Regions from separate parts of the Homo sapiens genome. Here region 2 is linked to region 1. Evidence: read pairs that join two places in POLR2A ChIA-PET (ENCODE). Cell type or tissue: MCF 10A. All regions are shown on one strand. Each heading gives the region's core, and the rest is flanking DNA. Links, peaks and the distances in the headings are about the cores only.

Region 1 (2,928 bases), core at 232-2,731:
TCAACATTCTGTATTATTTTATGCCATTAAAAACCTTATTCTGAGGAAGCATCTATAACTTTCACCAGATTGGCAAACGACTCCACAGCACACAGAATAAACCAAGAAACCTTAGAGTTCTTAGAGTTCAGGAAGGTGAGATGATTTGTTCAAGTTCATATAACTGGTAAGTGGCAGTGGTAGAACCAGAATCCAAGTCAGGCCTCCTTATATAGCCTTGTTGCTCTTCATGGCCAAATTTAAGGAAGAAGGAGATATACACACACACACACACACACACACACACGATAGTAGAAATGGTGTTTCCCGTAGTTGTGTAGCATGATGGCCTTGACCAATACCCATGTTTATCTTTTTTTTCTACATACCTGCTGCATAAATCTCGAAATACCCATCCACACAGAAAGAATAGTAACTACTCCACAACTACCCCCATCACACTAGTATGTGAGTCAGTAAGCATTGCTCACCCTAGCCACATGGGTTGAGTCATGACAGAATATGAGGATTAAAAAATTATCACACTTGGTGAAAGCATCTGTCTCTCTGGATGAAAGTTATAGCTCTTGGTTGCAATTTCTTAACTGTTTGGGTCACTGAAGATTTCATGGTCCATGCTCTTGTTGATGTCCTGTCCAAATTTCCTGGGTGTAATTAATTTCTGTTGATCTCTGTTCCCGCAGTTGTTTCACTTAGATACAACATTCTTAATTTAGGCTTCTAAATTATTTTATGACATTTATTTGCATAGTTAAACAGTTGGCATGCTTCAGTGTAGATTTCTATTTTAGCATGTAGACAGTTTTGAAAATATGAACTCTTATTTGCTACAACTCTTGTAGGAAACTACAACAGTTGAGTCCATAATAATGTTTATACATTATTATATACTCAACCAATATAAATATTATATATAACAGTATATAATAATATACTCAACTGTTGTAGGAAATGCACGAGTTCATATTTTCTAAAAGTACTCTACATGTAGAAAAGCAAATTAATAACTAGGGGACAGTTACAAAATACTAAGTAAACATATGTATGCTCACATATGTGCATATATTTATTTCTGAATACTAAATGATAAAACTGAGGCTTGGACCTGAACTATTCAATTCCAAGATATAATACCTGCATCACCCTTCAGCACACATATATGATGGCATAAGCACTAAGCCATATATAAATAGATGTGTGTGTGAGAAGGTGGGAAAGAACAAGCTTGCACATCAGAAAATGATTTAAAAGATTATCTTAATTATAACTGTGAATGCATATTTTCCCCTAACAGTAATGCATTCACTTATTCTTTGAAGAACGTTTCAGCATAGAAGGGCTAGACCCTTTGGTAGACAAACGACTAGCAAATCTGCCCACGGCCTCTGTCTATAATCACAACAGTCTGATTTTAAAAGGGAAAACTCTTTCACTATATAGCTAACAGAAATAGAAAAGCTAAAGGAGCCAGTTGGACATCTGGCCAGGCAAGGACAGATACTATTCCTGGCATATAGTATAAAGGGTGTCTTGAGAGGATGAGTCTTCTAATGACTTGGCATAAATGAAGTTCCTTGGCCTATTTCCAGCTTTTTCCTTGCACAACCTCAGCATGTGTTTGTGCATTCCTGGTGTTAAAGTCAGCCTTTCCTTCTAGGGTACCGCCCTTTTCCTACCTTACAGACTAATATAGCTCACTAAAAGGCACCAAAACAGTTGGTTGGCTGCAACTATACCTGTTACACAGTAGATATTTCTCCCTTTGTACCTCTTAACTGCCATTCTTTCCATATGCCATTTCTTCAGCCGGGAGTAATTCCTGTAGATCATTACATAGTTGCTCTTCCCTCCTCTTCCAGCCTCCTGTCCTGGGTTTGCTTTTAGCCAAGGAAACCCTAAATAGGATAGGGAATCATTCTCTGCATGTTTTGATATCCTTTTCATTCACTCCAGCCATCCCCACTCCCAGGTTAGAGGGCTGACTCAGCCATCCCCACCTATATGTCAGCACACTCTCACGGAGTGTTCTTCATGTGTAAGTTATGGTGACACCTCAAATTCCCTCAGCTCTCTGTCCTCAGGGCACTTACAATTTAATTAGGTAGATAGCACACATGTTCACAAAAAGTTAGCTAGCAACACCACAAGATCATTTCAAATAAATATGAAAAGAGTGGTGGCGGCTGGCCGCGGTGGCTCACTCCTGTAATCCCAGCACTTTGGGAGGCCGAGGCGGGTGGATCACTAGAGGTCAGGAGTTCGAGACCAGCCTGGCCAACGTGGTGAAACCCTGTCTCTACTAAACAAAAATTAGCCAGGCATGGTGGTGGGCGCCTGTAATCCCAGCTACTGCGGGGGCCGAGGGAGGAGAATCACTTAAACTCAGGAGGTGGAGGTTGCAAAAAGCCGAGAAGATTGTGCCACTCCGCTCATGCCTGGGCAACAGTGCGACTCCGTCTCAAAAAAAAAAAAAAAAAAAAAAGTGGTGGCAAAAATAGATGCCACATGAGTTGAAAGGATCACTGTGAGTTGGAGTTAATTGGGAAGTAGTCATGAAAAATTTGAAATTATTTGCAGCTAGAAATTCTAGGTCTACATAGGATAGAATAACCCCACCAGTATTAAAAGACACTAAACATATCTAATAATGACACAAATATAGAGACTGTGTTTATAAGGGTATTAAGATGTCACTAAACATTAAAAAAATGAATATCATCAGCTATTGAAGAACCCTTTTATTTGGGAAGAGGAAAGTTATGTTTGTTTAGAACTGGACTACCTTTGTCTCAGAAGCCTTTCCTTGGCTAGAAACTGCCACTTCAGGATACACTCTGTGTGTTGTTCTGTACTCAGGAACTTTTACCCTATACATACTGTCAGCTTCAAAGATGAGGAAGATGTAAACTAAGAGAATGTTAAAAATAG
Region 2 (2,928 bases), core at 168-2,667, 70 kb after region 1:
TGCCTATTCCCTCTTTGTCCAAATTCTGCCCATCATCTGAAACCTATTTACAGTCTCAAATGTTTAGGAAAGAGCTTTCTGAACACTATGGTCATTATGGTCATTAATAATCTTGTCTTAACCTCAGCGTTCAAATACAACACCTTGCCCGGAGATATATGATTCTGAAAATGGAAACTTCTACGTGAGCTACAAGGATTTTTGAAAATAGTAGGATAGTCAGAGTTTGGAAAGGCGACGAGAAGAAATATAACCTATTATGCAGACGTATGTCACAAGTCTGGGTACAACCCAGGAGTGAAGATGGAGTGCCAGAGGAATGGTGGGGACCACCCCCTTAGGCTGGAGAAACCCAGCGAGATTGGAGATTTTGACAGGTTGTGGGTTTTGATCTTTCTTTTCTTTGTCCCTTTCTTTCTTTTCTTTTCCTTTCTTTCTTTCTTTCTTTCTTTCTTTCTTTCTTTCTTTCTTTCTTTCTTTCTTTCTTTCTCTCTCTCTCTCTCTCTCTTTCTTTCTTTCTTTCTTTCTTTCTTTCTTTCTCCCTCCCTCCCTTCCTTTCCTTCCTTCCTTCCTTCCTTCCTTCCTTCCTTCCTTCCTTCCTTCCTTCCTTCCTTCCTTCTTAGATTTTGACAGATTGTGGATTTTGATTCCTTCCTTCCTTCCTTCCTTCCTTCCTTCCTTCCTTCCTTTCTTCCTTCCTTCCTTCCTTCTTAGATTTTGACAGATTGTGGATTTTGATTCCTTCCTTCCTTCCTTCCTTCCTTCCTTCCTTCCTTCCTTCCTTCCTTCCTTCCTTCCTTCCTTCCTTCCTTAACAGTTTTGCTCTGTCACTCAGGCTGGAGTGCAGTGATGCTAACAGAGTTCACTGTGACCTCAAACCCCTGGGTTCGCTGCTTCAGCCTCCTGAGTAGCTAGAAATGCAAGAGGCCACCACCATGCCTGGCTATTTTTTTTCTGGCTTTTTTTTTTTTTCTTTTTTTTTTTTGTAGGCACCAGGCCTTACTATGTTGTCTAGGCTGGTCTCAAACTCCTGGCTTCAAGTGATCCTCCCACCGCAACCTCCCAAAGTGCCGGGATTACAGGCATGAGCCACCGTGCCTGGCCTTGACTTTTATCGTGAATAAAGCTGTTAAAAATAAAATATTAGAAAAGTCACAAATAATAATTCAAAGTTTCAGGAAGAATTAAACCATATTTAGGTAGTATCTATAATTGATTAAAAGAGAAAAGCAGAGCCAGGAAAACTAGTGGAGAATCTATCATAGCAATCCAAGTATGGAGTAATGAGTTCTTGGAATGTGGTGTTAGTGGGGAGAATGAAAAAAAGAAAAAACAACTGTGTTGATTCACAAAGCACTTGAAGGAAGACAGGACAGTATGGAGCTTGATGAGTCATAGGTTAAAGTCAAGATGACTGGGAAACAGTGACTCACATCCACTTAGGTTGATCAACTCTATGCGCTTCTTTAAAGTGTTTTTCTCTTAGTGGGTTACCAACAAGTGAGGAGCTTTGTACCGTGATGCCCTGTTAACTTTGCTTCTTACTCTGAAATGTGATTGTCTTTTATAATGAGAATGGTGACTTTATTAATTTTTGTGATGTCACCATCCTTGTTGTCCAGGTATACAAGCATACTTTTGAGGGTTGACTTATAGGCAATCATGGATTACTTGATTCTGTTTTTTTCCAGCCCTTACTACTCTTCCCTGACTATTCACTGAGGGGGAAGAAAATAGTAGAAGGAGATTATGGGGTTTCATGCAATAAGGGATTTCATATATTTTCAGATGTTTAGTTACATAAGGTATACGCTCTGTGTTCACAATTCCTAACTGGGGAAAGTAAGGACTTTACTTAGACTTAGGCCACCTCCCACTCTTCCCCAGTCATACGTAATTAATTCTCTTTAATTATTTCCTTTGATTATTTCTTTATTACACATTTTTTTCTTAGTTTGATGCATAATTGCAGTTACTATCATTAAGTTTTGAGTCCTCGGGGAGATTATTTACACCTGGAAGCCAGACTTTTAGGGCGGCTTCTCAAAATTTTTTGGAAAGAGATGGAGAAAAGGAAGGAAGAGAAAGAGAAAAATAACTTGTATGTAGGGAGATGCAGGTATGTGTATATATATATACATATACATAAATACACACACTTATACATGTGGTCAAAGAGAAAACTTGACTAATTATTATGAATTACACATAGTTAACACACTACAATGTGTGTGCACGCACACACACACAGATGTGTGCAGATGCAGACATCAGGAGGTCTGCATCAGGAGATGCATCAGGAGATGCAGATATGCATCAGGAGATGCAGGTATGTGTATATATATATACATACATATATACATATACATAAATACACACACATATACATGTGGTCAAAGAGAAAAGAAAACTTGACTAATTATTATGAATTACACATAGTTAACACACTACAATGTGTGTGCACACACACGCACACACACGCACACACACAGGGCGCCTGTCTGGTAAAAGACTGAGAAATTATCTATTATGAATGTTTTATTTTTAAAGTGTATGCATATATCTATGGTATTGACAATGTTAGAGAAATGACAGTCTTTTTGTTGCCTTTTGCTAGTTCTGGACATAAGAAGTTTCCTCCTTGAGCAACATAGTGTTGTTTTATCAGAAATGAAGCTGATAGTGAAGTGATAAATCATTTTCTGTGGAACTGATGCTTCAGCCAAGAGAAAATGACAATGAGGTAGAGCTGAGTTGTTGGGGTGAGTGAACTATAGCATATTCCTAAAGCACTACAGCTACCCAGTTCTATTTATTTGTGAGTACAGTTGGTCCTTGGCATCTAAGGGGAATCCATTCTAGAATCCCTGTGGATACCCAAATCTTGAATGCTCAAGTCCCTTAAATAAAATGGGATAAAATGGGGTC

Evidence for each region. Peaks named below come from ENCODE experiments on the same cell type or tissue, not always from the same donor. Only the 100,000 strongest peaks of a DNase experiment are listed, where the experiment ranks them.
Region 2: POLR2A ChIA-PET joins it to region 1 with 5 read pairs; 5 of 35 experiments call an interaction of 5 or more read pairs at or near these places.

The regions. Positions count from the first base shown.
Region 1 is chr7:114,818,230-114,821,157 of GRCh38, forward strand. No RefSeq gene overlaps it. Among named protein-coding and RNA genes, the nearest start is that of MDFIC, 100 kb to the right of the region's middle. In MCF 10A, for the core only: no CTCF peak of the experiment used is centred there; DNase peaks (open chromatin) are centred at 462 and 1,592.
Region 2 is chr7:114,888,431-114,891,358 of GRCh38, forward strand. No RefSeq gene overlaps it. Among named protein-coding and RNA genes, the nearest start is that of MDFIC, 32 kb to the right of the region's middle. In MCF 10A, for the core only: no CTCF peak of the experiment used is centred there; a DNase peak (open chromatin) is centred at 1,401.